Linked DNA regions of Homo sapiens: region 2 is linked to region 1. A link is a contact called in ENCODE Hi-C or POLR2A ChIA-PET data. All regions are on one chromosome and are shown on one strand. Each heading gives the region's core, a stretch centred on a gene start or an enhancer-like site at or near the end of the contact. The rest is flanking DNA. Distances are from core to core; before and after follow the strand shown. Region 1 overlaps GALM (galactose mutarotase). Region 2 overlaps GALM (galactose mutarotase).

Region 1 (4,632 bases), core at 2,132-4,631:
GCGACAGAGCGAGACTCCGTCTCAAAAAAAAAAAAAATAAAAAAAAAAAAATAAAGGCACTTTTGTTTCCCAGTAGATGGTGCTAGAGACACAATAGAAAGAGGTTGCTTTACATCCTCTAAACCCTGATCAGTTCTGGCAGAATTCATAGTTGAACTTTTTGGATCTTGAAAGCCAAAGGCCAAATCCTAGATAGCAGTGTGACCCACTTGGGTATGCTTTTGTCCTGCAATGTTTACATGATATACTACCTCCCAGACTTGCATGGTGGCTCATGCCTGTAATCCCAGAGGTTTGGGAGGCTGAGGTGGGCGGATCACTTGAGGTCAGGAGTTTGAGACCAGCCTGGGCAACATGGCGAAACCCCGTCTCTACTAAAAATACAAAAATTAGCCAGGCGTGGTGGCGCATACCTGTAATATCAGCTACTCAGTAGACTGAGGCACAAGAATCGCTTGAACCCGGGAGATGGAGGTTGTGGTGAGCCAAGATTTCACCACTGCACTCCAGACAGAGTGAGACTCTGTCTCAAAAAAACAAAACAAAACAAAACAAAAAAAAGAAAAGAAATGAAAAGAAAAAGGCAACAATAATTCTTCTTTTTCTTTTTTAAAGACAGGGTCCTGCTATGCTCAAGTGATCCTCCTGCCTCAGCCTCCTGAGTAGCTAGGACTACAGGTGTATGCCCAATTATATATATACGTGTGTGTGTGTGTGTATGTGTGTGTTTAAGAGCGAGGGTCTCGTTCTGTTACCCAGGCTGTAGTGCAGTGGCATGATCACAGCTCAATGCAGCCTCGACCTGCCAGGCTCAGGTAATCCTCCTGTCTCAGCTTCCTGAGTAGCTGGGACCCCAGGCATGTACCAGCACCCCTGGCTAATTTTTAAATTATTTGAAGAGATGGGGGTCTCACTTTGTTGCGCAGGCTGGTTTCAAACTCCTGGGCTCAAGCAATCCTCCTGCCTCAGCCTCCCAAAGTACTGGGTTTACAAGCATGAGCCACCATGCTCAGCAATTCTTCATGAAACAATTAGACTTGGAAAAAAAAGCAGGTATTCTCATGGGCTCAGGAAGATTTTAGTCTTACCAACCTATATTCTGAGTGGTAACTTATGCTTTCTTCTATAACTTTAAATGGTGTTACAATATTTAATTCTTCCTTAAAGCCACAGTCAACTCAAAATCTAACCCTTATGACAGTCCTAGTGTGATCGACTCAGGTCAATCAAAATTGCTTATAATTATCTCCCTTAAAGTATAACTACAGGTAGAAGGCTTGAAGAAACAAAGAAAGCTACAAAATTTTTGTGAAGGAAAGACAGAGGGCATACATCAGGTCTCTTTCCTGTTACCAAGCAATCTACAAATCAGTGTTTGCTTCAGCTCTTCCCTCTGTAAAACGAAGCTGTTATTAGCTGCCACATTACATGGAAATATTTGATAAATGGTATGCTTGAACACCTTCAGGAGTCTGGCATAAATAAATATATATAACAGGGCCAAATTTCAGGCTACCATATAGAACACAGAGCAGAGGGCACAGAGGGTAAGACTTTAAGCATGACAAAGAAGCCCTGACTTAAAATTAGAAAACTGGGACAATTCTAAAATGATGAAATTTTTGGTAAATGAGAAGAAAAAAACAGTGAAGGCTCCAATCTATCTTGTCCATCCTCATGCACTGACACACTTGGTCATGTGCTTAATGATCAAGTATATGGAAAATGTGGAATTTGTCCCCCAGATTCGCCATGTCTCTGGGCCCTTTCTCATAACTAGAATGAATGTTCCTTCTGGGTCCCCTATGCCCACCACAGTCTGGCAAAGTCCAATTGATCGTTCAAGAATATTCTCTAACATAATTTCTTCTTGTGAAATATTCTAACCTCTATAGCCAGGACCAATCTTTTTTTTCTTTGTTCTCATTATACTTAGAATAGACTTTTCTCAAAACGTTCATCATATTATGACATAATTACAGGATTTGTCAAAGTCAAATAAAATATAGAGATGAATCTCTCAATGTTTTATTTGAGAATCACAGAATTGGCCAGGCATGGTGGCTCATGTCTGTAATCCCAGCACTTTGGGAGGCCGAGATGGACAGATCACTTGAGGCCAGGAGTTCAAGACCAGTCTGGCCAACATGGTGAAACCCTGTCTTTACTAAAAATACAAAAATTAGCTGGGCATGGTGGTGTGTGCCTGTAGTCCCAGCTACTCTGGAGGCTGAGGCAGAAGAATTGCTTGAACCAGGAGGTGGAGCTTGCAGTGAGCTGAGATTGTGCCACTGCACTCCAGCCTGGGCAACATAGTGAGACTGAGTCTCAAAAAAAGAGAGAATCACAGAATTGCAATTCAGAGTGCACACACAGCCTAGGTGGTCCTCAGCATGTCTGGAAAACAAAGAGAAGGTTGGGAGTTTTATTAGATATACATATTTTTTGTTTTTGCTTTTTTTTTTGTTTGTTTTTTTGAGTCAGTGTCTTGCTCTCTCACCCAGGCTGGAGTGCAGTGGTTTGATCATAGCTTACTGCAGCCTCAAACTCCTGGGCTCAAGGGATTCTCCTGCCTCAGCCTCCCGAGTAGCTGTGACTACTGCAGTACATCACCACACCAGCTATAATTTTTAAATTTTTTTGTAGAGATGAGGTCTCACTATGTTGCCCAGGGTGGTCTTGAACTCCTGGCTTCAAGTGATCCTCCTGCCTCAGCTTCCCAAAGTGCTACGATTACAGGCGTGAGTTGCTGCACCTGGCCGGGAGTTTTATTAGAAAGAGAAATGTTACATACTGTTCTGAAAGAACGCTCATTGGCACTAAAGAAACTTCTGGGAGCTGGCAGGCTCTGACTCGTGAGTGACAGCAGCAGGTGAAACTAGTGTTAGAGTCACAGCAGGTCATTTTAGCGATTACTAGGGTGAAACTGGTCTCAGGGTTATAGCAGGCTGTTTCAGCTTTGCAGAAAAATCAATTCTTGGAGCAGGTGCTATGTACCCTAACTGCTCTTTTCCCCCGGCCTCTCAACTCTGAGTTAGTTGGGTATGACAATGACCCAGTTTGTATAACCAACTTTCACATATATCAAGTGATGTGTCTATAAGGAAAGTGAGGTCCTAAAGGGCAAGAATTGTGCCCTATTTATCTCTGTACCCTCTGGGCATGAAGCAGAGCCTTTCGTTGATTGAAAAACTGATGAATGAAGGCAGGAGAGGCAGAAAAAAACCCAGAGGCAACTGTGTATATTGTAGCATCTGGTGACGAAGAATGAAAGATCTAGAAAGGGGCTTAGGAATTCCCTCATCCCGTCCCCTTACTTTGCAGATGGTGAGTTTGAGCCCCCGGCAACTGAAGGGACTTGCCCGAGGTGACACATCTGCATAGTGTCAGAATCTCCACTCAGGCACTTTCCACCTCCCTCTGGAGTGTCCGACTTGGTCACAGCCCCTTACGCCCCCAACCCCGACAGTTGCTCTTGATTTTTCTCACTAAGAATTTAGAAAATGAACATGCAGTTTTTCTAGCCTTGGTTTATCTGCATATATGACTTTGTGCTTTGGTGCTAAGAATAGAAGGAGCTGTCAAAATAGCTCTCAGCAATGCTGAGTGTTCAGGAAAAAGAAGCGGAAATGGAAGGGGTACCCTCAGACAGAATGTCACATCCTCCAACTTTAGTTCTGAAGCCACCAGAAAGCCAGGGGTGTCGGCAGGGAGAAGCAGTTTCTGAAGAGGATTTCTTATTCTCCTGGAGGCCAGATGGGTGTGTATTAAGGTCTGGGCAGCAGTGCCTGGCAGATGAGGGGCTCTGACCCAACAATCTAGGGTTACAGCTCTGGGCCAGAGGAGCAGCCCATGCCCTATTTCAGAGAATGTCTGACTGCAGACAGCATCAAGGGCCCACTAGAGGTTGTTTTCATAAATACAGAGACCAGAAACTGCATGATGACAGCTGTGGAGGGTGTAGGGGGTGGGGTTAATCAGGGTTGGGTTTATTAGGAGCACACAAGAAGGAGGGAGGGGGCAAGAGAGTTGAGTGTGTGCAAAGGGGTGATTCTCATGACGGACTTCTTAGTAGAGACAGGGTTTCACCATGTTGGCCAGGCTGGTCTCGAACTCCTGACCTCAAGTGATCCAGCTGCCTCCGCCTCCCAAAGTGCTGGGATTACAGGCATGAGCCGCCTCACCCGGCCCGCATGATGCGCTTCTGTTCTAGGTGGGGGGGGGGGGTGGGGGGGGGAAGGGAAGGCATAGTTGGGGAGGGACAGTGAAAAGGTAGTAGTTATACCAAAGAACTGTATGTTCTTGTGGTGCTGAAGAATTATTGGAGCTGAAAGACATCTAGAATAGCGATCATGGAAGGTTGCAAAGACAGGTCATGACAAAGTCAAAGAAGTGAGCAGCTGAGAAGGGTGAAGGACAAGATCATTGGATGAGTGGATCTCAAGCTGAGTGGACCAGGCGCGGTGGCTCACGCCTGTAATCCCAGCACTTTGGGAGGCCAAGGAGGGCAGATCCCTTGAGCCCAGGAGTTCAAGACCAACCTGGGCAACCTGGTGAGATCCCGTCTCTACAAAAAATTAAAAAATTAGCCAGGTGTGGTATGGTGCACACCTGTGATCCCAGCTACTAGGG
Region 2 (4,170 bases), core at 1,502-4,001, 40 kb after region 1:
TGATTCACAAACAGACCTTGAGGCCCATCTCTGGGTTCAGTGTTTGTTTTGGTTAACTTTGCTTGGCTGCTACCTGTTTGTAACATTAACCATTTATAGAGCCCATTATGATTTGCAGGGGACTTTAAAGACATTGTGCAATATCACTACCACAGCCTTAACTCAGCTCTCATCACCTCTAGCAGGAGGGTACAGACACTGTGGGTTACTACCCACAAGCCATGGCAACTCTTTTACCAGCAACTCTGTGCCCCCAGGCAGAAACTAGGCTTGTTGATTTATCCTATGCTAGACCAGATATTCAGGGAAGAGGACCCACCCCCGCTCCATTTCCAGAGGGCAAATTTTGACTGGTCTAAGCCAATCATCATGGCCTAATTCCCTTGCTGGCGATTGGGTTAGGCAGAGCATAGGCCACACTTCTGGCCAATGAGAAATCAGAGAAAGTTGGCTGGAGGGCTTCTAGGAAAAGCATTGCTTTTTCTTAAAAAGAGGACATTAGAGATATGAAAAATGGAATGGGTCTTTTTGTCTCTGGATGTGACTATATGAGGAGGTGATTCCTGGAGCTGTGGCCATGAGGGGACAAGCCTGAAGACAAAAGCCAAAATACTGAGGAAGCAGATGGAAAACTGGAAGAACCTGGGTCCTTAATGACATGTCTACCTGTCATGTACCACATGCTATTGCTTTTCATCTCGAATTCCCCCAGACCTGCTTTCATAACTCTTTCGGTAAAGTTTCTGTTGTTTTTTTGTTTGTTTGTTTTTATTGTTTATAAAAACACAGTCTCACTGTGTCATCCAAGATGGAGTCCAGTGGCGCAATCTTGGCTCACTGCAACCTCCGTCTCCTGGGTTCAAGCAATTCTCATGCCTCGGCCTCCTGATTAGCTGGGATTGCAGGCATCTACCACAACGCCCAGCTAATTTTTTGTATTTTTAGTGGAGACGGGTTTTTACCATGTTGGGCAGGTTGGTCTTGAACTCCTGACCTCAAGTGATCTGCCCACCTTGGCCTCCCAAGTGCTGGGATTACAGGCGTGAGCTGCCGCACCCAGCCTGTTTGTTTGTTTTTAGAGATGGGGGATCTCTCTATGTTGCCCGGTCTGGTCTTGAACTCCTGGGCTCCAGTGATGCTCCCACCTTGGCCTTCCAAAGTGCTGGGATTACAGGCATGAGCCACCACACCCAGGTCTTTAGGTAAAGTTTCAATAAAAAAAAAGTTATCCCAGTTTTGTGTTAGGCACAGGAAGGAACAGAAAAATAAAATAAAACAAAAAACGACCTGCAACCTACATACCTTTTATATTCTTTGACAAAGCCAGTTCTCCCCTCCTCCCCAGGTCTCCAACCCTCAAACTTAGAAGTGATGAGCAATACTTGGGCCCAAATAGAACAAAAATACCACTTATTAAATTTAAAAAACAAACAAAAATATATAAGATGAGCTGACTAATTTAAATATCAGGTTTTGAGCTATGTGCCTGGGGAGGGTTTGAGATATATGATAATGCTTCTCAAGGTATGGCAAGAGATATTCTGAAGATGCAGAGGCCCTTGACTCCAGGTCTGGCTTGGTGATCATCCACTCCTACCGGAGTGCCTTGGAAGGCTGGTGCCCCCATCCACCTTCAAACCTGAAGTTAGTGGCTGTGGATTCAAGCTACGCTTACTAAGATAGAGGTTGAAAATCCCTAATCTGAAAATCTAAAATCTGGGGCCAGGTGCGGTGGCTCACGCCTGTAATCCTAGCACTTTGGGAGGCTGAAGCGGGTGGATCACCCGAGGTCAGGAGTTCGAGACCAGCTTGGGCAACATGGTGAAACCCCATCTCTACCAAAAATACAAAAATTAGCTGGGCGTGGTCGTGGGCGCCTGTAATCCCAGCTACTAGGGAAGCTGAGGCAGGAGAATTGCTTGAACCCAGAAGGTGGAGGTTGCAGTGAGCCGAGATCGTGCCACTGCATTCCAGCCTGGGCAACAAGAGTGAAACTCCACCTCAAAAAAAAAAAGAGGACAATCTAAAATCTGAAATGCTCCAAAATCTGAGCTTTTTGAGTGCCAACATGACGCTCAGAAGTAGTCACTGGAGCATTCCAGATTTCGAGTTTTCAGATTAGGAATGCTGAACAAATAAGTATATATAACGCAAATATTCCAAAATCTGAAAATCTCCAAAATCCAAAACATTTCTGGCCTCAAGTATTTTGGATAAGGGATATTCAATCTGTGGTATACGGAAGGAAGTTCATTGACCGCGCTTTTGGGTGGGGTCTATGATCTAGGAAACTATTCAGCCTCTGAAAAGAGATTCAGAAATACCCGTCACTCCAAGTCCCTGCAGGATTGGAAGAGTCGTAAAAAGCCTTAGTAAACCTAACATTCCCATATTGTCTCCTTCATTGGAACACACTGGCAGATGGAATACTGCATGCATAATTTCTCTTTTTATTTCTAATCTATTCCTTTAGATCTCCCCTCCCTATTATTAAATAGGATGTCCTAAGTATGCAAAAAATGTAAAAAACAGAATTATCACCGAGTTTTTTACCTACATAAAACAATACTTTCTTCTATTTCTGTCGTTTGTTTCTGAACTTATTTTAAGAAGTAGATCCTCTTAGGTCTGAGGGTTTTTGTTTTGTTTTTGTCTTTTGTTTCGTTTTTAAGATTTTTTTTTTTTTTTTAAAGACGGAGTTTCACTCTTGTTGCTCAGGCTGGAGTGCAATGGCGCAGTCTCAGCTCACTGCAACCTCCGCCTTCCAGGTTCAAGTGATTCTCCTGTCTCAGCCTCCCGAATAGCTGGGATTACAGGCCCACGCTACCATGCCCAGCTTATGTTGTATTTTTAGTAGAGACGGGGTTTCACTATGTTGGTCAGGCTGGTCTCAAACTCCTAACCTCAGGTGATTCACTCATCTCGGCCTCCCAAAGTGCCGGGATTACAGGCATGAGCCACAGCACCTGGCCTTGTTTTTAAGATTTCAAGAAGGATGGTGAAAGTTCCTGAGGATAAGGAACCCGCAAGTGAAGGGTCAACTTTTTTAAAGGGAGAACTTTGGAAATTTTACAAGAACCAATTAACTCTGCAATTTGGGAAAATTCTAGAAAACAGAATCCAGCAGATCATCAGCAAACTCCTGAAACAGTATAAAAAGGTGAGATATTACTAGCTGACTGTGAACACCATCTTGCGGTAGAAAATCAGGCCAAAGTGAGTCAAGTATAGTAGACAATGATGAGTTCTTCAGATAAAGAGGAAGTAATAGATATAATCTACAGAGTTTAGCTAAGCTTTTTATTCTGTCTGATATGATATCCTCCTCAATGAGCTAAACTGTTACCTTTAGGAGGGAATGAGGTAGTTCAGAAGGGATCACTTAAGGGGGGTTGTCAGCAGCTCTACACCACTCTTATGTGGGCAGTTCAAGTGGTCCCCCACTGGGGTTTATCCCTCTGCTGGGTTGATTTTAGTGTCTTAACCAACAACTTCATAAAGGGCTTCTAACAGCAGCTGACAAATAGTAGGTAGTGTTATTACTATGAAATTGAGAATATGCCTTTATTAAGCTAAAAAAACCAGGTCTTCTAAATCCAAGTCCAGTGCTCTTTCCACGGTACTGCGCAGGGCAGGACTGGCCCACCCAAACCCCTGGGAGGAGCTGGCAGGCTCACAGGGGAAGCACACACATATTGGCAGCATATCTAAAGGAGCTGGACCATGCCCATTTCCAAAGCTCCAAGGGTGGAAGGCACCTTAATTGGAACAAATTTGCAGGGAGTAGACGTGGAATAAGGGAAGCAAATATAAGCACATGTTACAATTAGATTCTGAGAGGGAGTTCTTGAAACAGCTAGTTACTTGTCTGAAGCAAACGGGAAACAGGTACTTCTCTTGGCAGTACAATGTAATCATTCTGTCTTTCTCTATAATTTTCAATTATTGAGCACCTACTATAAGCCCTCTGCTGGGCCCTTTTCATCATCATGAGGGTGACCTCACTGCCACAGCAATTCCACACTACTCTGATCTCTCTAGCCACAGCCCAGGACATTCCACAAAGCACGAAGCAGGAAAGAAGAAACAAGTTCACTTACCTGGCCTGCCAGGTTGAAGTAAGAATGGTTGGTCAGGTTGACTGGTGTGGCCTGACTGGCTTGTGCTCTG

What was found. Hi-C counts contacts between places; a loop is a spot of excess contacts on that map. ChIA-PET counts read pairs that join two places held with the same protein, here RNA polymerase II (POLR2A). Pooled maps may share reads with other maps.
Region 2: a loop to region 1 is called in a map of CD4-positive, alpha-beta T cell, with 5 times the contacts of the local background. The contact joins two enhancer-like sites. A Hi-C loop is called at or near these places in 16 of 168 maps with a recorded cell type or tissue (CD4-positive, alpha-beta T cell, CD4-positive, alpha-beta memory T cell, CD8-positive, alpha-beta T cell and 10 more), 1 of 37 single-sample maps with no recorded cell type and 15 of 50 pooled maps. POLR2A ChIA-PET finds 5 or more read pairs at or near these places in 23 of 52 experiments (A673, AG04450, CD4-positive, alpha-beta T cell and 17 more).

What each region holds. Positions count from the first base shown.
Region 1 is chr2:38,721,636-38,726,267 of GRCh38, reverse strand. The region is part of intron 4 of GALM (galactose mutarotase); the gene reads right to left. The region is part of intron 1 of LOC124905993 (a long non-coding RNA gene); the gene reads left to right. Among named protein-coding and RNA genes, the nearest start is that of SRSF7, 27 kb to the left of the region's middle. RefSeq lists an enhancer at 3,145-3,194 and a silencer at 3,985-4,044. Within about 2 kb of position 3,381, at least 9 of the 41 ENCODE cell types and tissues checked have a DNase peak (open chromatin) inside an H3K27ac peak, as active enhancers do; they include CD4-positive, alpha-beta T cell and CD8-positive, alpha-beta T cell, where a contact is called at or near this core.
Region 2 is chr2:38,681,417-38,685,586 of GRCh38, reverse strand. GALM (galactose mutarotase) reads right to left here. Exons shown (of 7, transcript NM_138801.3): 3 at 4,101-4,170. LOC124905993 (a long non-coding RNA gene) reads left to right here. Exons shown (of 3, transcript XR_007086292.1): 3 at 1-1,704. Among named protein-coding and RNA genes, the nearest start is that of GALM, 17 kb to the right of the region's middle. Within about 2 kb of position 2,751, at least 3 of the 41 ENCODE cell types and tissues checked have a DNase peak (open chromatin) inside an H3K27ac peak, as active enhancers do; they include CD4-positive, alpha-beta T cell and CD8-positive, alpha-beta T cell, where a contact is called at or near this core.